Linked DNA regions of Mus musculus: all the other regions are linked to region 7. Evidence: chromatin loops called from intact Hi-C (ENCODE). Cell type or tissue: heart. All regions are shown on one strand. Region 1 holds the start of Patl1 (protein associated with topoisomerase II homolog 1 (yeast)). Region 2 overlaps A330040F15Rik (RIKEN cDNA A330040F15 gene). Region 3 holds the start of Mrpl16 (mitochondrial ribosomal protein L16). Region 4 holds the start of Fam111a (family with sequence similarity 111, member A). Region 5 holds the start of Stx3 (syntaxin 3). Region 6 holds the start of Zfp91 (zinc finger protein 91). Region 7 holds the start of n-TLtaa4 (a tRNA gene).

Region 1 (4,000 bases), 100 kb before region 7:
GTCTCCTTTATAACCTCGCAGACCTTTTATAGCACGTGATGGCGACTCGTGTCATCCTGAGTGGATAAAGCAACTACTAAGATGAGTAGTCCACATACTTGAGGGTGTGTCTGAAGATTTTGTCAGAGAAAATTAGATCATGAGCACTGTAATCTAATGAAGAGAGTGTCGTGATTATAATGAGTGATTCAAACTATGAGGGTTTGGAATTGTGATGCCATTCCTGGGAAGTCCTGGAAGGTCAGAGGAAGTGGCAGCTGGTGTGTGCCCCTTGGAAGCTTAATCTTTTTTTTTTTAATTAGATATTTACTTTATTTACATTTCAAATGGTGTCCCCTTTCCTGATTTCCCTCGGAAAACTCCCTAGTCCCTCCCCACCTCCCCCTGGTCACCAACCCACCCTGCTTCCTGGCCCTGGAATTCCCCTATACTGGGGCTTAGAGCCTTCACAGGACCAAGGGCCTCTCCTCTCATTGATGAGCGGCTAGGCCATCCTCTGCTACATATGCAGCTAGAGCCACGAATCCCACCATGTGTGCTCTGTGGTTGGTGATTTAGTCCCTGGGAGCTCTGGGGATACTGGTTAGTTCATACTGTTGTTCATATTGTTGTTCCTCCTATGGAGCTGCAAACCCTTTCATCTCCTTAGGCTCTTTCTCTAGCACCTTCACTGGGGACCCTGTGGGAAACTGAATCTTAAACCTCTTCTATAGCTCAGGTTTTTTCTTCTTCTACAAGAAACAAATGGCCCTTGCCACACACTCCCACTCCAAAACTTGCTAGCACCAAGCACAAATTGCACCCTCAGAAACCTGAATCCAAATTAACATTTCCCCATTTAAACTGTCTACTCAGATATTTTGGTCACAGCACAAAACTAATAGTAGCAAGCCAACAAAAGACGTTTTGTAAATGAGGGGTGGCAGGCTTAAAAAAAGAAGTTATGTCCAGAGTTTGCTAGCTCTTGGTCTACATAGCCTCTCAGTACTTGGGTAATTGTGAAAACCTGTTACCTCACAAATGAAAGTTTGTTTCATAACTCTTGAAAATTACTTATTAGCTTACCTTGCCTTCTCTTCAAGAGTCAATTCTATTTGCTCTTAAGTGATCAGATTTGGGGATTCAGATATCTTAGCTGCCAACTTTGCAACAGTTTCCGGTGGGCAGCTTAAGGCTATCTACTTCTCTCTAACCTCCAGGTTCCTTATCTAGAGAGCAGAGAATGTAACTATTCGATTACTACTTAGTGAGGTAGATATAATTTTACCCATTTTACGAAAGAAAACCTGAAGGGTCAGATGTTTAGAAAGACATGCCCAGTTTCACGCAGCAGTGAAAAAACACGTTTCCCAATCCAGAACTTCTATTTTCAAATCCAATGCTTATAGTAAACTAGTTGATTAATCCAGTCACGCTAACAGTAACGTGTTAAGGAATTAAAGTTCACCATTCATTCCCAGGTGAGACAACCGCCTGAGTGACACTCGTGAGGCAGAGGCAGGCGGATCTCTGCGAGGACAGCCTAGTCTACAGAGTGAATAACAAGACAGCCAAGGCTACACAGAGAAACCCTGGCTCAAAAATAAAATAAAAAATAAGACACCCTCTCAAACGGTCTCGCTACAGGCAATAAAGCACCAAAGCAGCAGACTTCTAGAACCAGGGTGCTGAGGCGGAAGCTGAACAAACTCCGCTGGGCTTCATCCTCAGCGGAAATGGCTGTCCACAGCGCCCAAGCTCACCGACCTTGCTGCGGTGACCCCAGCCCCAAGGCTGCGCGGCCCGTTAGGGCTCTCCCGCTTTCCAACGGGGTGAAGGGCCTGGCATCTAAAAATATCACCTTAGATAATCCTTGTTAAATGTGCCTTCGTCTTTTTCCTAAAACCAAACGCTGTCAACACTTTGGCCTCTATCAATCACAGCCTTGGCCTCCCGACTGATTCAGCCAGCGACCTGTCCCTTTCCAAGAATACTGACTTGCCATACTAGTCCCCCCTCACAGACCAAGTCAAGGCACCCCGAGGAGGACACTGGACGTTAAATGAAATCACCCAAGAATAAATCCCCGATGTTCTCTGCTGAGACGCTTCGGGGGTCGCATCCTGTGACATTCACAAGGCTTTTCTCCGCCCAATCAGTGACGGGAACCTCGTGACTCAAAAGCACTGCGCAACTGTGCAGTTAGGAAAACGGAGGAGGAGCCGCAAGCCGGGGCTCTCTGGGTCATCCCTCTCCGACGGCCCGCGCGTGCGCAGTGTCTCGCCTAGGGATCTCTTTCCCGCCGCTCACACTAGGAAGCCAAACGCCAAATCTGTCCCCGCGCAGCTGCCGCCGCCGGGGCGCCCGCCCAGCCCGAGGCGCGCCTGCGCACGTCCCCACGCACGCTCCGGCGTACGGCGGCGGCCAGGGGTCGCGAGCCGGTGGGAGACCCGCGCGCGCGGAGCAGCCCGGGGAGTCGGCGCTTCTTTTCCCTCCCTCCCCCCACTCCCCTCCCCGCTCCCTTCCCCCCTCCCCAAGAATGTTCCGCTACGAGGTGAGTGGCTGCGACCGGAAGTGACCCCTCCCTCGCCCGCGCGCCCCTTTTTTTTTCCTCTGCTCGCCCGTCGCGCGGGTCTTGTGCGGCTGAGGAGGGGGCAGGGCGCGGGCGGCTGGGAACCCCGCTTCGGCCGCGAGGCTCGGGTGCGGCCCGCAGCGCACCGCGGAGGGGCGGGACTGGCGAGAGCCGGCCGCTGGTTTGCGGCGGGGAGAGCCCGTTAAGTGCGGTAACCTGACCCTTGGCTTGCGCCTCTGCTCGCGGAGCTGCCTTGGAGACCTGCATGGCTCCTACCCGGTGGTTTTTCCTGAGGCAGAATCCCCGGGGAATGCCCACGGAAGCGTTTCCCGCCCTGCCCCCGGAACCCCTTCACCCGGATTACACACAGCCCTGTGCACGCGGGCTGCCGTCAGGTGGAGGGGCAGGGACTGGTCCTCGGGCTGAGACTTCAGTCGGCTTGGAAAGAAGGCTGGGAGTGGGGAGGGGGGCGTGTCCCGCAGAAGTTCCTTCTAGGAGAAGGGAGAAAAAGTGTGGGTTTGGCGACGTTGTTTGGAGAACGGAGCTGTTTGCTGACCGTCTCTTACTGCTGTGTGACCTTGAGCAACTCCTACTCTTGGGGCCAAACAGACTCCGGATTTGTAGTTTAAGGACTGAGCTAGGGAAATCCTTACCGAGTCATCCTGATTTGGTCCAGTAGATGATTGCCATTTCATAGAGAGTTGCTAGAAGTTGCTTCTGGTGTGGAGGCAGTTGCAGGGCTGGCTCTTTAGGGGGAGGAAGATTGGGTAGAAACGGCCCCTAAAAGTTCCCAGGTAAGTTATATCACAAGCTGTTCCCCTAGAGTGTGGAATTCCAATTTGGAATCTTTAAACATTGGAAACAGTAGAAAGCTTGAGCTTACACTTGTGACTCAACTCACTTTTTGTAAACATGAGGAGAGATGATGAGATACTGTGAATAGAAGTTGCCAGAAGCAAAGAAAACTTAGTAAACTGAATAAATCTGTATTGGGATAAGTGATTGAAATTAGGATATACCAAGCTTGTCTAGTGATTTTTACTCCCTGGAGACTGCGGCAAGAGAATCAGGAGTTCTAAGCCAGACTGTACCTAGAGAAATAGTAACTAAAACAAAATAAATTAGAGCATACCCAAGATGTGATGGGGATTCTAGTTTTTGTTCAGCTTTCTAAAATCTTTGCTGTGTTTAATCCTCACACAGATTTCTTTCAAAGTTGTGTTTGGCTCAGAATTACAGTTTAAGGCACAGAGGTATAATACCTAGTACAGAGTCTGAGACATAGAGGTGTCTGGGAGCTGGAGAGATGGCTGCTCTTCCACAAACCCCTGGTTCAGTTCCCAGCACCCACATGGCAGCTCACAGCTTGTAACTACAGTTCCAGGGGACCTAGCATTATCACATAGACAACTTTGTAAGTGTAGAAAGAAGTTGTGATTGTTTTTTAAC
Region 2 (4,000 bases), 580 kb after region 7:
CCCATGACTGGGGCCTAATTGGTTCTCAAGACTTGGGGGAAATTCAGGTGGCTGCTGCTCCTAAAAGAATAGCCTAGGGCACCAAGTTGTTTGACCAGTTTCACTCCAGCATTCCAAGTGACTAGGCATTCATTTCCTTAAAGAAAATAGGCCTGCCTAATTGACAATCCTGGTTGCGGCAATGCTTAATCTAAGCTGTGCTTCCTACCAAATTCCATATTCGCTCCTTAAAATTAATCTGTAAACATCCCAAGTCAAATTCTTACAATGTGTCCTGTCGTTTGCCCATAGGACTGACTTGTCTGCTATACTCTTCTCTACTGAGAGGCATGCTCTACCTTCTCAGCTCTCAATCTATGACTTTTCTTAGATTTATTTATTTATTTTATATGTATAGGTGTTTTTGTCTCTGTGTATGCCTATACACTAGGTATATGCCTAATGCCTAGGAATCCAGAAGAAGGCATGAGCTCCTCTGGAATTTGGAGCTATAATTGGAGGGTTGTGAGCTGCCATGGCTGGTCTGGGAATTGAACTCCAGATCCTCTGGAAGAAATGCTCATAACCCTGGAACCAACTCTCTAGCTTGTCAACATGTAATCAATAACTATCTTTTCTATTACATATTCTGCTCTGTACATTCCAGAACCTGAGAGGATTCCCTGATTTGTGGAATCAAATTCTGTCAACCAAGAAACACATGCAGTGGGCAAAGGAAGAGGATTAAAAGTCCCCACTGACACACATGTTAATACGTCTGACTATGAGCTAGCGATCCCAATGGCTCTTCAGTATTACTCAAGTTATTCTCAGCAAAGGAGAAAAAAGGATGGGCTGTTACATTGGGTAAGCAAGTCCCATGGCCCTGCAGAAAAGGGATGTAGCTATAGCTACCAGATACATGACTTACTAGTGTGGATATTAATCATGTCAGCAATAAAGGACTTCTGTGGTACATAGCTTTGCGTTAACCAAATCATTAGAAATCCATTCAGTTTAATACAAACCAGTTATCCAACACCAAAGATAGAATCATGTAGGTGATTTCTTTTTTCTAACTCTGAACCCACTCTTTGTCTACCTCCTCCTCAGCTGCTTTTGGGGGAGGGAGATAAAACATACCTCTGAGAGGTTTCTATTCCAGGGGGGCTCTGGGGGCCATGCAAAATTGTATACCCATGTTGGGAGGAATTCAGAAAGGGGCTCAACAGTATTATTTTGACTCATTCAACGAAGTCACAGTATCCCTCACTTTCCAACAAGGAGGAAAAAATACGAACATCAAAGCCTGGTCAGTCTGACAGAACCAATGGGAGGAAGCACGGTGCATGAGGCCAACACCTGGACCTGGGTATTCTGTAGCATTGAGAGTTACGTGGAGAGAAATGGATGCTGGCGTGAAAAGGTGCTGACAATCAAGTTTCCCTTCTCTATCTCCCCACAGCTGCACTTCTCTACTCTAGCTGGCCTGTACCAGAGTCTTTGATTTCCTGGGCTTCTAAGCAGGTGTATGGGGTAAAAGCCCCTGATTTTCATTTTGATTCTGTTAGTGGGAAGGAAACAATAGAATCAAACTGATGTAGGTTAGGTGATACTTTTGATGGGGAAGGAAGATAAAGGGAACCCAAAGAATAGGATCATTTGGATGGACTCAATACTTGATGCAGAAGAGGACCTCTTGTTTGACATCTGCTCCACTTGGACATGTCGATTGCCCTCTGGGCCTGCATGTAGGCTAGCAAAATAAAAGTGTGCTAAGGAGGTGGAAAAGCCCAGCTGTGGTGAGAGACTCAAGTCTGCAGGCCTGCTTAGAGACCATTTCCTAACACAACATTGCCACCTATTGGATGGAGCTGTGAGGTACATTCCCTCCCAATGGCAGCCAGGATCCTGTGTCAAAACAGACAGGTCACAAGGAGGCTTTCTTCTATTGGCATCCTTTTTGGGCAATGACTCAACTGATATTTCATAACAATGAAAGTATGCCATTTAAATATATAGTTTAACCAAGATTTTAGCCTGCATAGTCTTAGTGTTATTGATTTAACCAAAAACCAACCAACCAACCAACAAAACATAAGAGCCTTGCTGAAGGCAATTTACAAGTTTTTCACTCTGAATTCACAACAGGGGTCCTGGCACACACACACACACACACACACACACACACACACACACACACACCTTATGGAAATAGATCAAAACCAAGGATAATCAGGATATATGAACACCAGACTTATTTGAGGATCTTTATCCAGAGATGGTAAAGGCACATTCTCAAATCTTCCATACCTTATCAGGAAGAAGGATGTATGCCACCTGATAGATTTTTGGGTCAGTGAAGGAGGACAGGAATGTGGTTAACATTTAAATGATGTATCTAAGCCTTTCCTGTTACTCTTTTGGCCATATTTGATGGCTCATTGAAAGTTTTATCCACTTGAGGAAAGCATGGCAGATGGTCTAAGACAGCCAAGGAAGGGAGGTTTTGGTCATGGCAGCATAGAAGATGCCAACACTGCGAGACATGCTAGAGAAGGATGAGGAGAATGGACAGCGCCAGAGAGATGCAACTGAGATAAAAAAAACAAAAATATCATATCATATCACTGGATACAGAAAAGCATTCAGCAAAATTAAACAATAATTCACAAGCACTCTCAGCAAACTAGGAATAGAGCTTAATTTCTCAGTATGATAAAGAACTTTAAAAACCCTACATCTATTATGATATGTAATGATAGGAGACCTAAATGCTTTCCTGCCAAGATCAAACATGAGGCTATGATGTTTACTGTCACCACTCCAATTCAATACTAGAAGTCCTAGCTGATGTAATACAAGAAATACATAACACATGTATTAAAAGGGAAGAGAAAGGCTCTTTACAGAATACGTTTGTCTATGTATCTTAAAAAATTCCTAAATAATGAACAATAGCCACAAAAAGTTGCTGGGCCGGATGGATAAATGATTTAGTTCACTGTTGATGTTCTAACAATGTACATGAGGCTGAGGTACTTTTCTTTCCTTCCTTCTTTGTTTCTTTGTTTCTTTGTTTCTTTGTTTCTTTGTTTCTTTCTTTCTTTCTTTCTTTCTTTCTTTCTTTCTTTCTTTCTTTCTTTCTTTGTTTTTATGTGTATGGATGTTTTGCCTGCATGTATGTCTGTGCAGTACATGTGTGTCTGATGCCATGGAGCCAGGAGGAAGTTGTCAGATGCATTGGGACTGGAGTTACAAACAATTGTGAGCTGTCATCTCTCTAGCCCTGGTCTGGGTTATTTTTGAATAGTAGAAATTTGTTACTGTATCTGTGGAGACTGGGAAATCCAAGATCTAAGGACTTATGTCTCTGGTAAACCTCACTGCTTCCAAGATAGTGCCATTTGTTGCATCTTTTGATGACAGAAGGTGGAAGGACAAAGAGGCTTGATCTTTAATGAAGTACTAATGTCAATCATGACAGCTCAGCCTGGTAATCTTACTCCACTGAGCCTTAGGTAACATCTTACCAACATGCACGTTGTGGAGGGATCTATGTATATTGAGACCAGAGTGAAAATTGAAGCAACTGTAGAGTGAACAGATAATAACAAAAAATTCTTATTTACCAGCAATTAGCAATTGGAATCTGACATTTAAAACAATGTTTTTTACTCTGAGTGTGTCCTACTTATAATATTCCAACTTAGCTTATTATTACAGTTTGTGAATCAACAGTATATACTACTGATAGGGGACGAACACATATATAAATAGAATTGAATAGAGAGATTTTGAAAATGGATAGGTTCACGGAATATTTGCAGGTGTATTTGACAAAGGTACCAAAGAAATTCAGATGAAACTTTTTCATAAATCACACTGGAGCAAGAAGTCCCCAAAGTCCCAACAGAAAGAAAAGGCAAGGAGGGAGGGAGGGAGGGAGGGAGGGAGGGAGGGAGGGAGGGAGGGAGGGAGGGAGGGATCATTTTCCACATAATAATTAATTTAAATTGTA
Region 3 (4,000 bases), 240 kb before region 7:
ACTTTAATCAACTATTTCACCCAGCTTTTGTTCACTACCTTTATCTAGAAAGGGTTGGGCTGATATTTTGCTATTTCTTGCTGCTATTGTGTTTCTTCATTACTCTCCCACTTAAGAATGGCAACTGCTAGTGACTAGAGAGATGAATCAACTGTTAAGAGCTGTTCTTTCAGAGGACCTGTACGGGCAGTTTACAAGCATCTGCGCAGCAACTACAGCTCCCTCTTCTGGCCAGTGTGGGCACCTGCACATAGATGTAAATGTCTTGTTTATATGCAAATATCTTTTTAAATTGTCCCTTATAGTTACAAAGAACATAATTTCAAAATCTAAATGCCCAATACTACATAATACAACACTGAATTAACCTTAGTGGAAACTGTCCCTCGGCTCAGTGCTATTTTAAGTAGAGAGATAATAGTGAAGATAAGACAGGAAGGAGGAGGTTCTTCATTTCTTCATTTTTACACTCCTCCCAACCAAGATGCTTGCCTCTTATCACACCTTTGTTGACCTTCCTGGCATGGGTGGCACCTGTCGTGGAATGGATTACATCTCTTTTAAAAAGAGGGGACTTGGAGTTCTGACCACTCTCAGGTCTTTCAAAATGTGGCCTTTTGCCAGCGCAGAAGGAGGAATATCAATAAACAAGTTAAATTGTGTCCTGGGGTGGATTTGTAGAGTCTCTTAATACTTGGGAAGCAGATGTATTGCACAGGTGAATAGATTTGTAAGCAATTTCCCCAGTATATCTTATCCACAAGCATTGAAGGCTGTACTTACTGCTTGTGAAATTAATTCTTAAGAGCACACAGATTTAACATGATTTAAACACAACAGACATCAGTCTCATTTGCTAATTTCATCTGTCTCCTAAAAGCTTAGATACAAATCCTCTTGTTCTAATCACTACAAAGCTCCAGCCTCAGGAAAAATTATATGTCCAACATTTCCAAAAGGATAATTATACATTATTTCATTTCCCTTCCTTATTAAATTATGGTGTGGTCCATTCACTAGAGCAGCCAATCCCCTTAACGACCCAGCCATCCCTCCAGCTCCTTCTCTTGGATTTCTTAAAGGAAAAACTTTGAAGACAGAACATTACCCCTCTTCTGTGAAGACAAGGCTAAATCTTGAAACCAAACTGATCATTTATAGAAACAAATTAATCCTGTTAATCTATGCCAGCTTGAGATGACCACCATACCAAACCAAAACTGAAGCAATGATCAGCCTAGACCAGGACTGCTTAATTATGCATACTTTTTAGCGGACTCCCCACTCGATGCCCCAGTTTGTCCACTAGTTAAACTTAAAGGTGCCAGGTGTGGTGGTACATGCCTTTAATCCCACACTGTGTAGGCTGAGGCAGACAGATCTCTGTGAGTTCGAGGCCAGCCTATCTACATAGTGAGTTCTAGAACAGCCAGAACTACATAGAGATTTTGTCTCAAATAAATAAATAAATAAATAAATAGCTTAAAGCTCATATCAGGGCCATGAAAATGATCTTGAATGGTCATTGGAGTCCATCATTTATTATTTCAAATGAAGCTACCTTAAATTAATGGCTTTTCGAGGTTACTTTCTTTTAATTAGCATATTAAGGACAGGTGGGACTGCAGAGATGGCTCAGCGGTTAAGAGCACTGACTGCTCTTCCAGAGGTTTTGAGTTCAAATCCCAGAAACCACATGGTAGCTCACAACCATCTGTAATGAGATCTGATGCCCTCTTCTGGTGTGTCTGAGGACAGCTACAGTGTACTTATATATAATAAATAAATAAATCTTTTTTTTTTTTAATTATAAAAGTAAAAGGACAGGTGATCGAACCCAGCCGGTTGGGAATGCCCAAGCCAGTGCTTTTACCTTGAAAACTCCAGCTACAGCTCTTTTGATAGATTTGTCAAGACCAAACTCAGCAAGCGCACAGTAAATAAGCCAATGACAAATCAATAGCATCTTTCTATGTCCCTAGAGAAGAGACATAAATGTACGGAAAGTTAAGGGAACAACTTCTTACAAAACCTCGGGCTTTCGCAGCTTTCTACACCAAGGAGAAAACCCAGAGCTGTCACTAAACAGAAAAAAACTGAGAAGACCCTCGCGGAAACTTGAAACACCTCGGGCGTGGCTTGGCCTGTGGGACCTTTAACCCGCAGATAACCTGCTCCAGAACCAGGTGCTGGAAGTTTCCTCTACTTCCGTCAGGACTCTATAAAAGGTGGGACAGGATGACGTCACTTCCTGTCTTGTGTCCGCGGGCCGGCAAAGCTCTGAACTGGGAAAAGCCACTGTTGTAGTTGAGAGAAACCTGACCCGGCAGCACACGCGTGGCCATGTGGAGGCTGTTGACGCGCGTCCCCGCGCCGCTCCTGCGGATGCACTTTTCAGGTCAGAAACCTGTTTCATCTTTTAAAAAGGCATTTCCCCGATCTTCCTCCCCACATTCCAAAGTCTATGCTTACTGCGATAGGTCCTGCGCTTTCCTTACTTCTTCCACCTCCACTATGCGGAGGCCTGGGTCCTGGTCATGTGCGGGAGACGGTGCTCCGTGAGCCTAGTTGCTTCCTTGGAAGCCCATTTAGTGGAACTCGTACCCCCGTGCTTCTAGACACCTCTGTCAGGAGTGATCAGAGTGTAACAGTAATGGTTTGATTTGTCATTGTAGATTCTTGGGCAGCCCTTCCCACCAGTGCTGGTCTGAAGACGCTCCTCCCAGTTCCAACTTTTGAAAGTGAGTACCTGTCATTTCCACTTATTTTTCTCTGAGAAAAGGCATCGAAGGTGTGTTTGTGCTTCCTCCCTCCGTTGAGTGATTCAACAGATATATGTAAGGAAGGCAAACTGCAGCGAAGTCCCTCGATGTTGCAAAGCAGATAACTATTGGGCTAGTTCCCAGGCATCCTACCACTGATGTGTGGCCCATGATCTACCCAGTCAGCACTAACTGGGCATATATCAGATTTTTTTATCTTCTAAATAATAGTACAGATATGCAGACACTTAGCAATAGTAGCCAGGTGCTCTGCAGTCCTGTACATCTAACTTTTTAATGTACTAAAATCTCCAAAACTGCAAATGGCCTAGACATCTGAGGGTCTTCGGCACATAACTGTTAAACTACTGTGTGGGCTGGAGCAATGGCTCAGCAGTTAATAACACTTGTTGCTCTTGCAGAGAACCCAGGTTCAATTCTCAGAACCCACAAGATTGTTCATAACCATCTGGGACTCCAGCTTCAGGGGTTCCTACATCCTCTTCTGCACATTAATACATGCAGACAAAACACTCCTAACATTTTTGATAAATAAGGTGCTGTGTGTGCTTAGAAGTGCATACTAACTTGCAGATGTAAGAACGTATTACCAGGTCTCACAGTAGCTGCCCATAGAAGTCAGTGAAGGGAGAGTAGTTTTTGTAACTTGGAACAGCAACTTTATTATTCCATTAATGATCTGATGGCCCTTTGAGGCTTCCTGTTTTGTTTATTCTATCATGGAGCCATTCTTTCTCATATTTAATTTTTTTTTTGAGTCACAGTTGTTTTCCCCAGGATGTCATATAGAGGATAGTGACAAGAAAAATCCTACTTTGTAAGTTTACCAAGAAAAATACAACAGAAGGTTTTTTTTTTTTTCGTTTGTTTGTTTTGTTTTAATGGTATTTTTGCAATCTAGAGGAGCAGTGAGTTTTGTTTTGTTTTTGGTTTTGGTTTTTAAGAGCATGCTTCTGGCTTTGATGTTTTAACTGAAGTTCCTCTTCTTTAAAGTAGAGATTAGAATACCACTTGCCCAATTATGTTTCTTGGCCTAGCTGAAAATTATGTATGCTCCTGTTTTCAATTCTTTTTATTTTTAATTGCCTTTTATTTATTTTGTATGCATGCACTTGTGTGGGTGCGTATGTGTCAAGGCATATATCTGGAGGTCTGTGACTACTTTTGGGAGTCAGTTCTCTCCTTCTACCACGTGGGCCCTAAGGCTCCAACCCAGA
Region 4 (4,000 bases), 560 kb after region 7:
ACACAAGAAAAAAAAAAGAAAATGTTTTGACATTGCACCTCAAATGCATGGCATTTATCTGCAGTTTTGATATAATAAAAAACATTTTAGTTTCAGAGGACACAATCATTTGCCATGACAGAGCCTAAGAGTATTAGGCTCTGAATATCTCACACTACCACGATCAATTTAAAAATAACAGGAATTACAAATCATTTGGTCATTAATATCTCTCAATATCAATGGACTCAATTTCCCAATAAAAAGACACAAGCTAGCAAAATGGACGTGAAAACAAGATCCATCATTCTGCTGCATATAATAAGTAAATATACTCTGACATCAAAGACAGACATTACTTCATAGTAAAGGGCTAGAAAAAGATTTTCCAAGCAAATGGACCCAAGAAGCAATCTGGTATAGGCAGTCTAATTGCTATTGAAATAAGGAAGGTGGGTGTGTTTAAAACGTAAACAGTCTTCAGATGGCTCCCATTTGACTCTCTGTATGAGTTACATAATATCATGAAGAAACTATCCAGGAGTGAATATTGTACAAATTCCCTTCTTAGCAGACAATGTTTTTAAAATCATCTCACTTCTTCTGAACATAAAATATACCCTAGAAAGAACCACGCCACAGCTGTGCTAGCACATGCATGTGAAAATCATCTGGTAGGCCACAGGAAGTCTTGAGTTTTGTCACAAATGTGTAAAATCTAGTCTAGAGGGAGACTGTGGGACTGAGTAATGATGTAAACTGACTTACATTGTTAAAAACCATTCTAGAATCTATGTGAACTACAAACTCTGGGGTGTGGTAGATGTGGAAAAGAGCATATAGCTAGATATATGTTTTAGGTTTTCAGAGATGTTTGGGTTCTCCAAGGTGGTAGCAATAGTTGTAATCTGCTCAGTCTCTGTGAGCTGCTATGGAAACAGGTTAGTTGATTCTGTGGGTTTTCTTGTGGTATGCTTGACCCCTCTGACTCCTACCATCTTCCTCCCTTTCTTCTGCAGGATTGCCCAAGCTCTTCCTAATGTTTGGCTGTGGGTTTCTGCATCTGTGTTTCCATTCATTGCTGGGTAAAGCCTTTCTGCTAATGATTATGTTAGGCGTCTGTCTGCAAGTATGAATGAATATCTTTAGTAGTGTCAGGGGTTGGCTTCCTCACATGATATGGGTCTCAAGATGGACCAGTCATCCCTGGCCACCTCCACAATTTCTGCACCACTTTTCCCCAGACTATCTTGTAGGCAGGACAATTTGTAGGTAGAATGCTTTGTGGCTGGGTTAGTGTCCCAAACTGTTCATTGGAAATCTTGTCCAGTTATAGAAGATTACTGGTTCAGGCTCTGTATCCCCCATTGCTGGGGTCACCCTTATAGATTCCTGGGACTTTCCACTGCCCTAGTTCTTTAGCCATGCCCTAAGCATCCTCCTTCTTGCCCCATAACAGTTGTGTCTCCCAGTAATCTCTTCCCACTCCCTGCCTGGCTCCCTCCCTCCTCTTCCTCCTTTTTAATCACAGCTCATATTTCTGGAGTGGACACTCTCTTTATGAGTAGAAAATATTTACTCCCAATGATGCACATCTGGAAAAAAATCAATTTATTAGGTCATCGAGATGACTCAGCATCTGCTGCCAAGTCTGACTGAGTTTGATCCACTAGACTCACATGGTAGGAAAGAGCCTGAATTCCTGAAAGTTGTGACATGTGGCATACACACACATACACATATTACACACAAATAATAAATTTAATACATTTTTGAAAAATGAGTCTTTGACAAGGATTTGCAGCTTCTTTCTGATTTGTTCAAGTACTGAAGCTGGTCTGCTGTGGGGATGTTACCCCCTAGAAAGGCCCTGAGTCCTCCAGCCTTCCTCCTCCTAGCTCATTCTCTTCCTGCCTGCAGCCAGAAAGCATGTCACTAACCTGCTGCCCTGGTCTCTCTTGCTATTTGGAAGAAAATCCCTGGACCTGCCTGAAACCAGGAGGGAACCCAGATCTAGTCCTGGCTCCTCAGCTTCCCACTGAGTCCAGTTAGCATACCTCATTTGACTAGGCTCTAAAAGGAGATCCCTGGAGAGTAGAGGACCACACCCACTCGATTGGCGGGCTTCCTTGACTAGGCGGCCCTTAGAGACCAGGGCGGATGCACACTGCGCTTGCTCTGGTCCAGTCCCGCGCTCTGAATGCAGCCAATGGACTGAAGCACAGCTGGTTGCTGTTCAGAGAAAGGACCAATCCGCAGTCTCTCCACCCTCTGAACAAAGACGTCAAATGACAGTCTGGTTCTGTTTTTTCTAAAAGACCCGGGATTCCAGCGGCTGGAGCGAAGCTGCCATAGAGTGGAAAGATCCAGTAAGTAAAAAGCCACTTTAAGATTAATTTCTTCATGTCAGAATGTGGTGTGCAGCAAATATTCACCAATATATTTAGCAAGTCTATTTCATCTTGGAATAAAAATACACAAGTGACAAATACTGATTTCTTTCTCAGGCTTGCCTAGCAGGTGGAGTGGAAGCTATCCATATTCGAATAGGTGGTTACTACATTAACCTGATTTGTCTGCTGTTTCCATCAACATAACCCAGTATGTTCTGCTGAGGACTAGAAAATACCAGTCATCTTTAGTGTTCTTTAAGGGCACTGTGACGGTTTCCTCCCAAAAGCAGACTTAATGCTAGATGTTGGGTTCAAGTGTAGCTGGTCCTAGCTGTGAGCCAGGGAAGGTGGCAGGTCCATAAACAAACTGTGCTACTCTGAAATGAAGAGTGGGTGAAATCTCAGGCACACTGGTGGCATGGGGGAACTTCTAGCGCTGGAAAGCCCTTGGGACAGAGGCAGAAGGGCTAACCCATCTGAAGGACCCAGGGAGCCCAGGGTTGTTTTCAGCATTCTAGCCTCAGCGTGCTGGTATTGATGATGTGGTAGTGTAGGAAGAGGCAGGCTTAGATCAGCTCTGGTCTTTGCCTCTGGAAAGCCTTTCTGAGAGAAAAGTAAGTAGGCAAGAATGTGCACATGGCTAGCCAGAAAATAAGCGCCTTTAAGAGAGGGGGAAGTGAAGGTGGGGGAGGGAGACAAGGGGCTGGAGAGGAAGTTATTAGGCAATAGGGAGGGACGGATGTGGCTCAGAAGCCAGAAAGAGGCTTAAAGGGGCTTGGTGGGGCAGGGCGTTATTCAGAAATAGGGAGAGTGAGAAAGGCCAGGGGAAAGAAAAAGGGGGCAAGAGAAAGGGGAAGAAGATGGAGAAAGCAATTCCAGGAAACTGTTAGGGAGACCGAGGATGGGACTTGGTACAGGCCATATTGGTTTATTGCTCTACTAAAGAAAGATAGTACATGTAAGTACTTTGTCTTCTCAAATTATAATGTGGTATACTCGGAGGAATTTGTATTCACATCATTCTAACTGAAAAAGCAAGGAGGAGTGGAGGCAGGAGGGGATCATATGCCGGGCATGGTGGCGCACACCTTTCATCCCAGCACTGGGGAGGCAGAGGCAGGCAGATTTTTGAGTTTGAGGCCAGCCTGGTCTACAAAGTGAGTTTCAGGATCCCCAGAGCTATACAGAGAAACCCTGTCTCGAAAAACAAACAAACAAACAAACAAACAAACAAACAAACGAAGGAGGGGATCATACAATGAACTTCCAAATACCTATCATATAGCAAATAATTCTGTATTAGAGGATATTTCCACCATTTTTTTTTGAGACAAAGTCTCATTTAACTCAGGCTGGCTGTGGACATTTTAACCTGATCCTCCTCCACATTCTAATAAAATATGACCCAGCATGAATACCGAAAATCGTTTGTGTGGGGGTAGATATGGAATGATTCAGAATTGTTTAAGCATGTGCCTGTGAACTGCCAAATTCATATTTCTTTCTGTTAGCTTTTATATTTTACAATATGAACCATCAACAGACAGGGAACCTCACATTGTTTTTCTGGTTGAACAGAAATTTCTGCCCACCAAGATCAGCTAGTCCAGACCAGTTCCTCAAGTACT
Region 5 (4,000 bases), 190 kb before region 7:
GGCAGCCTGTATCACCGGGTGGGTTCCTAAAGTTTCACACTCGCCCTGCTCCATAGAATGTGCTCAGTAACTTACTAAATGAATCTATACCTCCAAAAATTGATGCTTCAGCACTTCCCTATATCAATCCCATTATGTCATTCAACCTTCATAACAGACCTATAAGGAAGGAAGATTCTCCCTTGACCGACAAGGAAATAGGCTCAAAAGAGTAAGTGACCTAAGCTTTTCAGCTTTTGTGCGGCAGACGACCACAGCTGTCTCCGGGGGTACAAGACAAAATAATTACAGACCACTGAATGGGAAGAGGGGTGCCATCTCAGCACCTAACAGGCTCACCGCTCCGGAAGTCACCCGGAACTCTCAACTACTCCGGGGATGGAGTAGCCCTGCCCGGTGCTCCGGGAGGGAAATAGAAAGGAGAGGAGGCCGGTTTGGGGCACAGTGCCAGGCGGCAGAAGACAGCTGGTGAGGTGAGCCCCCTGACTTCTCCATTAGCCCCGCTGATTTCAAGTCCCCGAGTGGGTCCAGCTCTGGAGGAACCCTGTCCAGCTTTGGGGGAGAAGGGGTAAGAGGGTTACGGGCGTCCAGGGAAATCGCAGCTAGGTGATGAATCACCGAGCACATGACCCTGCAGGGGAGGGGAGGGTGCAAAGCTCCGCGGGATGAGGCGGGGGCTTGGGCGGAGGGAGGCCTAGCGCGCAGAGCACCCCTGCGGCCTGGGTTAGGGGAACTAGGAGAAGCCCCTCTCCCACGCCACTTATCCTGATGACCGATCCCCGCAGCCCGGGGCCCGCCTGATCCCCCAAGCGCCGCGGACTCACGGCCTTCAGCTGCTCCAGCCGGTCCTTCATCCTGGCCCAGGTGAGGGCGGCGGGCGCCTTGTCTCAGGTGAGCGCGTCCCAAGTGAGCGGCCTGGAGCGGCGGCGGCTGCCGGCCGGGGCGAGAGAGCTGCTAGAGCGGGCGGAGGCGGGCGGCGGCCGCTCTCGAGGAGGAGCGTCCGAGGCCACCGAGGTCCGCCGCGCCGCCCCCTCCGGCCCCCGCCGGCGCCGCGCTCCAAATCCGGCTACGAGACCGCGCCGGCTCAGGGCTCGCCCGCCCCTGGGCCCGCCCCATACCTGGGCCGCTCCCCGAGCTCCTGCTTAAAGGGCCAGCGCGCTCCAGCGCCGGAAGCATTCCGGGCACACCTTCCCATGCCCCTCGAAAGGCAGAAACAAAAAAAAAAAAAAAAAAAGGCGGGGGTGGTCTGTCTGGCTTCGATTCCGTATTTTCCGCACTGTTCTTATTGTTCGGCCCTCTGCGGACTCCTCAGGTTGAAGACAAGCTGGTTCCTGCTCCCTTTGATGAGGGAAAACGTTCCGATGATGCTCAAGAGATATTCCGCCTTAAAGAAGGGACCTGTTGGGTATAAAATCTGTGCGGTTCGGGCTCAGAGACTTGTTCCCGTAGGGCGTAACTGCAGATGAGATGCCCTGGATCGGGCTGCGGCGAGGAATTTGGGGATTATGATGCTAGTGGTTGTGGGGCCTCTCGAAGTCGTGTAGGCGGTCCAGTCACCTTTTACTAACAATTTGAATAACTTGAGGGAATCTAGGAGAGTCCGTTTCCATAGCTATATAAATCAGAGGCTGCTTAGCAATTTTCTGCTTAGCCTGTACGAGAAAAGAAGCAACTGACTTTTAACTACCGGGCAGAGTTGTAGGATAAAGACGTTTGTTTGATTTGGAAAACTTAAGCCCACCTCTCTCCTCCTTGCTGTCAAGAGCCCTGGGATTTGAAGAATTTTTAGAAAAGTGTGGTTCTTCTCACTGCCCTTCCTCTTCAACGGTGCCCCTATTCCCTTCCCCTCCGTATTTGATTTGGGGATAACAAATGGCGTATCGACCAGAGTAGTGGTCAACAATTGGCGCTAGTGAAGACTTGGTCTCAAGTTCGAGAAGTATCCTCGACTTTGTGTTCAATCTTAAAGGCCATAGATACTTTCTAATTATAACCGGACTTTACCCTCTGCGATGTGCACGCTCCTACTGACTTCCTCCGCTGCCATAAAGGTAGTCAAGTAAGGCAGGGCTTGAGCTGTTAGAGCCAACTATGCGGTAATCAACTCTAATCCTCTATCTGACCTCCGGCTCCTGTCCTGACGCTGGCCCAGCGAGGACTGCGAAAGTTTCCACGCCCCCTGGTGGTCGTAACCCTACAGCTAGGGCTTGAACACCCCCACCCCAGCCCAGCAAACACTTGGAAAACCTTCCGCCACCGAGCTCATTCTCTAGCATCAGCCCTTAGGTTTTCTCCTTTCAGACAGAATCTCCCTGAATTGCCCAGGCAAGCTTTGAACTTGCCATTCTCCTGTTTCAACCTCTCCAGTAAGAGGGGTTACAGTGAAAAACTCTCGAAGTGTGGACGTCTGAAATCTGGACAGAAGTGAGGAAGGAGGATGGATTCATTTTGAAGCAAGAACAAAGGATTCCAGTTAAGACGCGATTGATTTTAGGCTGCAAAAAACGGCCCTGCAGTAAAGAACACTGACTGGAGGACCTGGGTTCAATTCCCAGCATCCACATGGTGACACACAGTTCCAGGGGATGCAACGCCCTCTTCTGGGCTCTGCAGAGGTTACACACATGTGGTATACAGACATAATGCAGGCAAAAACATTCATACAAGTAAAAAAAAAATTTTTTTAAGTCCCAGCAAATTATTTTAAAGGATATAATTGATTTCAACAGGGAAAAAATTGTGACTCTCATGCAAATATAAAATGAATATATTTTAATGTTTTAGCTTATTAGTGAAGCAACCAGTAAGAGGTTAAACTCATTCAGATCCACAGACAAACAGCAGGAAGGCTGGCATGAATAGGTTACTTGATGCAAAACTAGCTCTGGGGATGGGAGAAGAAACCGTGCTTCTCCTGTACACTAAGTCCTTATAATCTCCATGAATAGAAGCACTCTGCTTACTACCGATATCTAATTTACATAGCTGGACAATAGCTGTGATACAATGAAAGTCACAGACTATTATAGAATCAGAAAGGTGCATTAGATAAGGCCACCATAGGATACATAGCATGGAACAGCTTTTTGTTAGTGGTCACTGGTCATTTTAATTTGCTCAGTTTTTCTGTATACTCCCAAGGTAGTACCTTCCATGACTGAATGGTACCAGCTCTGTTAAAAAGTTATTATACAGAACAAGTTTTCTTCCCTATTACTTCTTGCCTTAATCCAGACACTTAAAAAAAAAAAAAAAAACATAAGTCAGAGCTTAAGAGATAGCTCAGTCAGTAAAGTGCTTCCTCCACAAATATGAGGACCGGAGTTCAATTCCCAGAACTTATAATAATAATAATAATAATAATAATGATAATAATAATAATAATCAAACACAGTGGCACATACTGGTAATTCCAGAACTGGGAAAGTAGAAACAGTGGATCCCTGAGATTTACCAGCCAGATCTACCTAGCTGTGAGCGCCAGGCCAGTGAAAGACATTGTCTCAAAAAACAATGAATGGCAGGGGGCGGGGAGGAGGGACAAACCTAAGGTGTTTCTAAAATTGGATGTCTTGAATTCCACCACCCTTAGAATATTCATTCTATTCTTAGAATTGAGGGAATCTACCCAACACATAGCACTAAGTACATATACTTAAAAGAAATTGGAGACATCTCAAACTAATTACGTAGCAGCACATCTAAAAACTCTAGAACAAAAAAAGAGAGAAAGAAAGAGAAAGAAAGAAAAAAGAAAAGAAAAGAAATTACACCCAAAGGGGGTACATGTTAATAAATAATCGAACTCGGGGCTGAAACAAATACAATACAATACAGAGAATCAATGAAACAAAAGTTGGTTCTTTGAAAAAAAATCAATAAGATTGATAAACTCTTATCCAAATTTAAAAAAAAAGGCAGAGAGTATTCAAATAAACAAAATTTGACATGAAAAGGGGGACATAACAACAGACACTGAGGAAATGCACTCCACCAAATT
Region 6 (4,000 bases), 780 kb after region 7:
AATAATGCATTAAATTTCTCATCTCCCTTTTAAATGTCATTTTATTTGGAAGAGATTAATCAAGGTCAGAGTTCAGTAAACTGACACTCAAAACTGCATGTCTCAAAGGATAAATAGAATATGAATTTAAAAAATGTGTTGTCAAAGAACATCTGCAAACCAAATGAGTACTAATCAATGTTTCCTTCAAGGTCCTTGAAGACAAGGCCAGATCTAATTCAGCCTTCTACACCCTAGAGGAGTAACAGTACTAGCCCTAGTTACTTTTCAAACAACGACTGCAAAGCTGGAATGTATGTGTTGACATCTCTCTGATTTGTGGGCCACTGAATAAGTGAAATGTGCAAGAAAAACAATGAAAGTTAATTTTTAAGAATCTGATAAAATGGTATAATTGTAAATACATGAGCAAGGGATAAGTCTGAAAGCAAACGGAGGTAGAGATCACCATAACTATAGTACTAGACGAAAAGGAACATTAAGACTGCTTCTTCCTCTTCACAAGAAAAACAGTGATCAAAAGACTAATCCAAGTAATCATATTCATCCAAAATCAACTGTTTCTACCATTGCATTATAAGACTCAAGGTCCATTAGCACTTCCTACGATGTAGGGAAAAGTTAAACACTATTCTAGGTATAATTTCACTTGATTCAGATGTACTTAACTCTCAAGTGGCAGGTTTATGTAAGGTAATATAAAACCACAACACTACAAAATATATACAAAAACACCACTATAAAGTACTCCTGCCTCTGTTAGGCTATCACTCCTCAAAATAACAAGTTGAATTTATTATTTTAGTGTGTAAGACATTGTGTGGTTTATTTAACACACACAAACTCAGGCCATAGAGGTAATTCCCCATATAACTGTGTACAGAGGACACATAGGTTAAAAGATTTTGCCTAAGGAATTTATGCCCAATTAAGATTAATGGTTTACATATTTTCAAGTTTGTGAGATTAAATACATTAAGATTTTTGTAAAAATGTACATACAGCAGTTACAACTTTCAATTCAGCTTAAAAATTTGTAAGGACAGTTTTACTCTCCACAGAACTATAGTTCCCAAGTTTTCTTAAAGAAGTTAACTTCCTTAAGTCACATTCAAAACCCGGGAAAACACTTGTAGCAAAATATGATACACTTGGATTTTATTCCTGAAGTGTCTCATGCAACTGTTCTAAGTCATAGATTTAATTCTGGAGCAAGCTTGTTTTTAAGCTTTAAAAATTTTCTAGGTCTAAGGTAAGCCAAGCCCTTGCACTGTCTCTACTGGAAGGTTGAAGGTTATCTGAAACCGAAATTCCTGTTCTTTGATTTTCTGTCTTTTTCTTACTTGTAAATCAAGTGACATAATACTCTTAAACAGTGAATAACTAATCTGATTAAAACGTGTAACTTATAAACTCATGTACTTAATTATTCTTAAGCATTACTCTAATGAGCAATTTAAAATATTTTTGCTCCTGGCCATCTGTTAAGGGCCTCTAATTAGTTCAAAGTAGTAATTCAGATCAATGTAATTTTAAGAATAAGTACCTACGTTAAAATATCCGCATAAAGAAAAAGTTTATATACTAGTAAAAAGAACTACACATCTAGTTTAGTTGTAGAAAATACTTGTAATTTGCACAACGGTGTTTTCCTCTGACGACCAGACTATTTAGAAGGGCGAGGAAGGCTACTTTCTAAGTGGCTCGAATGCTAAGTTAAGAACAGGTAAAAACACTCTTCAGGGCTAGTATGGTGCGGCTGATTTCCTAACGGGGATGTGATGTAACACTGGAAGCGATAGGCTGACAAAGGGGGTGCAGAAGCCAGAGTGAGGACCGAGCAGGCGGGAGGCAGAGGGCGTGCAGCCTGCACTGGGCGACTTCGGGCGTGGGCTGGCGGCCACAGGCAGTGAAGCAGCCGGAGCCCGGCCGCCAGCGGCGTGACATCTGGCGTGCCGAGCCGGCAGGGGGCAGAGCAAGCAGGGTGTCACGTGGAGCGGGCGCTACGGGAGCCGGGAGGGGAGAGAGAACTAGAGGGGGGTCTTCCCCAACGCTTCAAAGACTGTTACTCACTGGAGTCGCGGACTCTTCTTGCCCTGAGCAGGAGACGGGGGCTTCGCGGCCGCGGGCTGATGCCCTGGGCCGTCGGGAGGCCTGTTGCTGGGGCTGCTCCTCCGCCGGCGGGGATACTCGGCCTTTCTCCGGCGGGACACAGCGGCAGCGGCGGCGGCGGCGGCCGCAGCGGTCCGGCCGCGGTCCCGACCTCCCCTCAGCACGCGGCTGCTCGCGGTCTCTGCAGGCGCCGCCGGCGCCGCCGCCGCGCCGGGCCGGAGCTCCTCCGAAGCCGCGTCGGCCGCCGCTGCTGGGCCCCCTTCCTGGTCCTGCTGCTCCGGGGATCGCGGCTCCTCCGTCTCCCCCGGCATCGGGGCTCGTCCGTCCCCCACCCCTGCGTCCCAGGCGGTGGAGGCGGCGGCGCCCGCGGCGCAGCTCCCCCCGCCCCCCTCGGCTCCCGGAGCGTCCGGCTCCCTCACTCCGGAGCGCCTCTCTCCCCCCCGCCCCTCCGCCCGTTCCGAGGGCGCCCCCCCCCACCCGCCCCCTGCCACTCAAGCCAGCGACCGCCGGCGGCGCGCACGCGCGCACCCGGACGGACACGCAGCGGGCCAATCGGAGGGGAGGATCGGCCCCCCTGGCCCGGCCCCTCGCGGTCTCACACGCAGCAGCGCACTCGGTGCCCTCCCCCACCCCTTCCTCCAACCAATCAGGAAACGGCTCCGAGGGAGAGCGCGAGGTTTCCTTGCCCGCGCGCCCGTTCTCACCGTTAAACGGCTGCGTCTCGCGACAATCCCAAAGTGACCTTTCTCCCCCCCCACTTTGGAGTTCGGCTCAAGCTAGGGGCGGTGGGAGGGGCAGGGCTGGCGAGGGCGGAGGCGAGGACAAAACGCACCGTTCTCAGCCGCGCGCGCACCCCCCTGCCGGCTGCGCGCGCACCTGCCTCCCGGAGGCGCCGCTGTCCCCTCAAGGGTTCTTACTAGCCTAAGAAGTAGCCTGGACGTTATCCCGCCTCCACCCAGACCCCCACCTTCCTGCTCTGGCCTTTCTGTCCCCAGCGCCGCCAGCTCTCGAGGGGAGAAGTGGTAAATTATTTGAGTTGCAGCTTCTCCTTTAAGAAAAAAAAGGCCCTGTCCGTTGCCGGATGAAAGTCTCTGAAAAAATGGCGGCGATAGGATAGAGGCGGGGCCGAGGGGACAGCGCGGGATAGTCGTGAGGCGCACGCGCAGGGCCAACTTCGCCGAGGGCACTCTGGGAGACGTAGTCCTATTTACTCTGCGCTTCCAGAGAAATCATGGGAAACTAGAGGCAGAGGGAAGGCTGGGAGCGTCTATCTGAGGTCTGAGATTACGTTTTAGCGAGGCATTGCTTCCGGGTTAGGTCGCGACGCCTGCGTACAACTGGCAAAAATATTGAGCCAATTACAGGCTAGGGGTCCCTGGGAGAGAATCCTACTTCTTTTAATCTTTTTTTGTGTAAGTGCTCCGAAGTGCCCTCGTCATAGTCTTTACTTACTTCGGTCTGGTCATTTGACGCCTCCTCTGCGACCTGTTAGCTACGCTCCTTTTTATTCCTCCATCTTGTGTTGAGCCTCTCACTTGTGAAGCCCAGGAGGTTAGGGACTCGTTCTGCGTCTGTCAACTTAATTTTAATAAAACGTGTAGGACGAAGTGTAAAGTTGTTTCCTGGTAGGGATGGGGCGCCACGGAATTGCCGTTGGCTGTGGTGCTGGAGCTGGAGAGCCGGTTAGCGTGACTCACTGATTTTTTTGTGGATAAGTTAGCTGTCGCTCACGTTCTCCACCCCGAGGCTGAATGCCTTTGCGGTCTGTAGATGTTTCTGCGGCACAGGAAACACAGTCATAATAGCAGCTCTGACTAGCGTTTACAGCTAAGTACCTTCCTGATGGGGAAAGGGGGCTTTCCAATCGTTCAAACCGCAACTGGTGGTA
Region 7 (4,000 bases):
AAGCTTGTGAGGCTTGGTCCTGTGTAGGGTCGAACCGACCGCCTTCCCTAGCCCCCAGTCGCGCTCTGAGGGACGATCGCAGGTATTAGATAACCGCAAACGAGTTAGGCACTTCTTACAAAGAACTTATGGGACCCTAAACATCTGCTGTCGAGTTCAATTGAGAATGCTAACACCGTGACTCCTGGAGAGGGGCTGCCTGGCCAGGCGGTCAGTTTCAGAGGAATCAGGAGCCTCATGCGTGTTGCCCTTCGAACCTCTGGACTGACCGCCACGCCCAGTGGGAGAGAGTGTGATTCACAAAGGATGTGGAGTCCGCGCAGGGTGAAGCAGAGCGGGCAGATCCGTGCCGGCTGTCCCCAGCGCAGACCAGAGTGTCAGGCTCCAGGGCAACGAGGCCACTCTTGCTACCTGTAGAGACGCAACCCGAGCTGCATTCCGTTTAGCCGCTCCCCATCCTACTTTCGAATGCCCCGTGGTTTGCCCAAGTCTGGATTGATCCTAACAGATGGCCCGCAGAGATGTTTGGTTAGCCGCTGAAGGGTTGGGGGGGATATTCAGTCTGCCCTGTCTTTGTGCTCACCGCAGCCTATCTAAAACACCTTCAGATGATTGAGCGTCCTGTTTATTTTTCTGCAGTTTCTCTCTTCTGTCACACCTTACAGTTAAAGACCCTGTTTTTTATTTTTTCCTTTTAAAATATTTTCCTTATACATTTTAATTTTTAAACTCGCCGCACGCCAGTTTTCTAGCTTTCAGAAAGACACTCGGCATGTGGCTGGGTCTGGAACGTAAAGCTGTTGTGTCGTGTTTTTCTCTACCTCGTGTCCTCGGCTCTTTGTTTGGGTCCTAACGTCATAGGTGCTAGGAGAATATAAAAGGAAAAACACATTTACCAGAAGTGGGGTTCGAACCCACGCGGATATAAATCCATTGGATCTTAAGTCCAACGCCTTAACCACTCGGCCATTCTGGTACCTGAAAGAGCTAGATTTTATTTACCAGCAACTGGAGCAATACTGCAAGATTTAAAAGTTTTCAAAGAACCGTAAAATAATATTTTTTACTCATATAAAACAAAACAATGAAAAACAAAGTCACAGGGGAGGGAGGTTCGTAACCCTGATTATACCTCGCTCATTACTTCATTTCCGCATACAATAGCAATGTGATTGACGCTGGAAAGTGACTGAGAAAGCTCGCTGGTGGTAGTACCAAGATTACTGATTCTTCTATGGTGACGGACACTTGAAACGACGGCGATAACTTTCCTTTTTTATTTTAATGGGCATGTCAGGCAGGATGTTTTAATACTCATGGACTTCGGTACACTTTTCCTTCTTCCTAACTCCGGTCTTTTGTTCTTGCGTTATAACTCTCTTATTAAAATAAAAGCGACTCTGGTGGGACTCGAACCCACAACCTTTGAATGCCTCCATTTGTCTAGAAGTCCAATGCGCTATCCATTGCGCCACAGAGCCAGGTGTGTTTCTGTCTCCGTACTGTCTACATCAGAGCAGGAGCGTCGACTCGGGGGGACGAGCTCTCTCTTCCTCCATTAACCGTGGAGTGTGCAGCCGGAAGCGAGCAGCCGGGAGCGAGCGGAGCGGCGCCACTAGAAACCCCAGGTCCTGTTGGAAGTTCTCTGCGCAAGGTACAAAAACATCTTGATTCCAAGTCCCAGCGTCACCACAGTTCTACATGTAGTTAGTTGATATGGCATGCGACTCCTCCGCCCGGTTCCATAGTGTAGCGGTTATCACGTCTGCTTTACACGCAGAAGGTCCTGGGTTCGAGCCCCAGTGGAACCACGTGGTGTGCTAGTTAATTTTTTTCAGGTAGTTATTGCTGTAGCCTGTCTAGGTTATCTAATTTTGTTTCTGACGCATCTAAACGGTACTTTGAAGTCTCCTTTTGAAAGCACCCGTTTGTTTTCGGCGTTTAGAAAAATCTGTGTTTATTTTGAAATACTTCTTTAAGGGCAGATTACAAACTTTTCGTTGTTACCAGACTAGTTTTTAATCAAAGTTTTCTATTTTCATTATCCAATCTGAGAAGACCATTGTGGCACGTGGTTCCATAGTGTAGCGGTTATCACGTCTGCTTTACACGCAGAAGGTCCTGGGTTCGAGCCCCAGTGGAACCAGTGTAACTTTTCTTTCGTTATTAAAGCTATTTCAGTGTAATTCCCCCCCCCCCCTCCCCTCCCCGGAGAATTTGGATTTTGTGCGCGAGCTATTGCCGGTCCGCTGCCGGTGTGACTGCCCCCTTGTGGCCTCTTCTGGGATGTGCCGGTGAGGGGATTGTGTCTCCTGGTGCCTGCGTGGCTTTCAAATAGTAGGTCTTGGGTGTCTGATTCGCCTTGGGCCACTTTTAAAAGTTGCTTCCATTGCCTGATGAAGCACGCCTACAATCTCTGCTTTAAAATAATTAAAAAGTTGCTACTATCAGTGCTGATTAATTACAAGCCTCATATTGATCTTATTGATATACAAGTACATATTGAGAAATTATTGTCAGGCGCAAGGGAAGAGATTAAAAATCCTCCCTTTCATTTTTAATAGTCAGAAGTTTCTTTTGTGACTCCTAGAAGTATCTCATTATTGTTCTTCACAAGTGCGTCCCCTTACGGTGCACTTAGTAGCAGAAATTTCACATGGACCGAAGATTTAAACATTAGAAGTGTTTTGTTACGTGGTCATCAGGAACAAACAGCACAATTTTTAGAGCGTAATTTCAAAATAAGAACAGATTTTTCCAAGCAGAAAATTTAAAAGCCGGTAAATGATAACTAAAAGGATGGCGAATTTAACGGCGTAAAAACTTTCAATTTCTGTATTGGCACTGAATATCAGAAGACAAATAACAAAGTTGGGAAACGTGTTTGCAAAGCCTGTTCTCCCTGGGGTGGGGAGGGTCTCCGTGGTGGGATTGGGGTGGGGAGGGTCTCCGTGGCGGGGCTGGGGTGGGGAGGGTCTCCGTGGCGGGGCTGGGGTGGGGAGGGTCTCCGTGGCGGGGCTGGGGTGGGGAGGGTCTCCGTGGCGGGGCTGGGGTGGGGAGGGTCTCCGTGCTGGGATTGGGGTGGGGAGGGTCTTAGTGCAGTTCACGCAGGCAATCGCCTACTTTGGTAAAACTGCAGCGTTCGTGAGTGAGTGCGCAGTGACTGTCACGTGCAGAAGCCTACATCATGTGTTCTTCCTGCTTCCTCTTCAGAGAAGGTCCCTGAACCCTTGGGGTGGGTGGACAGATGAATCACAACCAGCCACGTATCTCAGCACTTGGCTGGTCAGCTTCTCTGAGTGTATGGCCGGGGCAGAGTTCCTAGCTAGAGTCTGGGTGTGACCCTTGAGGGAGTTACCTATGTGTCCTGTCCCTGTTTTCCTCTCTGCAAACGTGGGGGATAACCTCTTGTATGATTCTCAGGAGGGTTTGGTGAACTGACTCTCCACCGAGTCAGCAGACTTAACATCTTTGCTAATACTCTGGCAGGCACACTTGACACAGTTTGAGGACTATTTTGGTCTGTTTTCCCTTGTAGACATTTTTTTGGAAACTGCTAACTGCCAAATATGTCAGATATAGGTGCGGTGGGCTCATTTCTTTGGATTCTCTTTCTTCTTTATACTTACACTTTTTCTTTCCTTTTCATGAAATCTCTCTCTCTCTCTCTCTCTCTCTCTCTCTCTCTCTCTCTCTCTCTCTCTCACACACACACACACACACACACACAGATTTACGCATATATATATATATATAAATACAACACTGAGTATGTTTGCTGTTGTTTGTATACCATTTTGGGAGTGACTGCTTTGTCACTGGATAAGCAAATACAGGGAGCCTCTTTCTCTTTTTCTCAGTAGTCATAAGCAGCCTGTAGTTTTTCTGTCTAGGGCTAGAACCCCATCAGATTTTTCCTACCTGAGACTAGTAAGATCTTAGATTTTAGAGGGGAATCTAACGATACCATTTTACTAGGCCAGCATAATTCCTAACCAAT

What was found. A loop is a pair of places that touch in the nucleus more often than their neighbours do. Peaks named below come from ENCODE experiments on the same cell type or tissue, not always from the same donor. Only the 100,000 strongest peaks of a DNase experiment are listed, where the experiment ranks them.
Region 1: a loop joins it to region 7, with 6 times the contacts of the local background. A loop is called at or near these places in 11 of 42 quality-filtered maps.
Region 2: it touches region 7 in a loop (3.0-fold over the local background); 10 of 42 quality-filtered maps call a loop at or near these places.
Region 3: it touches region 7 in a loop (6-fold over the local background); 21 of 42 quality-filtered maps call a loop at or near these places.
Region 4: it touches region 7 in a loop (4-fold over the local background); 8 of 42 quality-filtered maps call a loop at or near these places.
Region 5: a loop joins it to region 7, with 5 times the contacts of the local background. A loop is called at or near these places in 9 of 42 quality-filtered maps.
Region 6: it touches region 7 in a loop (5-fold over the local background); 17 of 42 quality-filtered maps call a loop at or near these places.

What each region holds. Positions count from the first base shown.
Region 1 is chr19:11,910,045-11,914,044 of GRCm38, forward strand. Patl1 (protein associated with topoisomerase II homolog 1 (yeast)) reads left to right here and starts at 2,355. Exons shown (of 19, transcript NM_172635.3): 1 at 2,355-2,533. The coding sequence starts at 2,519. Gm31092 (a long non-coding RNA gene) reads right to left here and starts at 2,363. Exons shown (of 2, transcript XR_386559.3): 1 at 2,052-2,363. In heart, no CTCF peak of the experiment used is centred here; DNase peaks (open chromatin) are centred at 2,257 and 2,827; H3K4me3 peaks cover 2,903 bases; H3K27ac peaks cover 2,076 bases.
Region 2 is chr19:12,590,287-12,594,286 of GRCm38, forward strand. The region is part of intron 1 of A330040F15Rik (RIKEN cDNA A330040F15 gene); the gene reads right to left. Among named protein-coding and RNA genes, the nearest start is that of A330040F15Rik, 4.3 kb to the right of the region's middle. In heart, a CTCF peak has its summit at 1,846; a DNase peak (open chromatin) is centred at 1,865.
Region 3 is chr19:11,768,127-11,772,126 of GRCm38, forward strand. Mrpl16 (mitochondrial ribosomal protein L16) reads left to right here and starts at 2,289. Exons shown (of 4, transcript NM_025606.3): 1 at 2,289-2,398; 2 at 2,676-2,741. The coding sequence starts at 2,344. In heart, a CTCF peak has its summit at 227 (motif pointing left); a DNase peak (open chromatin) is centred at 2,235; H3K4me3 peaks cover 1,508 bases; H3K27ac peaks cover 954 bases.
Region 4 is chr19:12,571,233-12,575,232 of GRCm38, forward strand. Fam111a (family with sequence similarity 111, member A) reads left to right here and starts at 2,293. Exons shown (of 4, transcript NM_026640.2): 1 at 2,293-2,348. In heart, no CTCF peak of the experiment used is centred here; DNase peaks (open chromatin) are centred at 2,139 and 3,119; H3K4me3 peaks cover 1,860 bases; H3K27ac peaks cover 1,402 bases.
Region 5 is chr19:11,817,868-11,821,867 of GRCm38, forward strand. It overlaps Stx3 (syntaxin 3), which reads right to left and starts at 1,536. Exons shown (of 11, transcript NM_152220.2): 1 at 825-1,536. The coding sequence starts at 854. Gm41810 (a long non-coding RNA gene) reads left to right here. Exons shown (of 2, transcript XR_003952942.1): 1 at 1-473; 2 at 786-4,000. In heart, a CTCF peak has its summit at 2,179 (motif pointing left); DNase peaks (open chromatin) are centred at 524, 954 and 2,164; H3K4me3 peaks cover 2,604 bases; H3K27ac peaks cover 1,295 bases.
Region 6 is chr19:12,792,911-12,796,910 of GRCm38, forward strand. Zfp91 (zinc finger protein 91) reads right to left here and starts at 3,213. Exons shown (of 11, transcript NM_053009.3): 1 at 2,074-3,213. The coding sequence starts at 2,423. Gm44505 (predicted readthrough transcript (NMD candidate), 44505) reads right to left here and starts at 3,213. Exons shown (of 13, transcript NR_024093.1): 1 at 2,074-3,213. It also overlaps a transcript of Lpxn not described here. In heart, CTCF peaks have their summits at 1,948 (motif pointing right) and 2,962; DNase peaks (open chromatin) are centred at 1,901, 2,731, 3,321 and 3,831; H3K4me3 peaks cover 3,865 bases; H3K27ac peaks cover 2,599 bases.
Region 7 is chr19:12,010,193-12,014,192 of GRCm38, forward strand. n-TLtaa4 (a tRNA gene) reads right to left here and starts at 976; the gene lies at 894-976. n-TRtct1 (a tRNA gene) reads right to left here and starts at 1,481; the gene lies at 1,396-1,481. n-TVtac1 (a tRNA gene) reads left to right here and starts at 1,739; the gene lies at 1,739-1,811. It overlaps n-TVtac2 (a tRNA gene), which reads left to right and starts at 2,074; the gene lies at 2,074-2,146. It also overlaps Gm31151. In heart, a CTCF peak has its summit at 2,314 (motif pointing left); DNase peaks (open chromatin) are centred at 389, 1,669, 2,219, 3,249 and 1 weaker place; H3K4me3 peaks cover 3,559 bases; H3K27ac peaks cover 3,292 bases.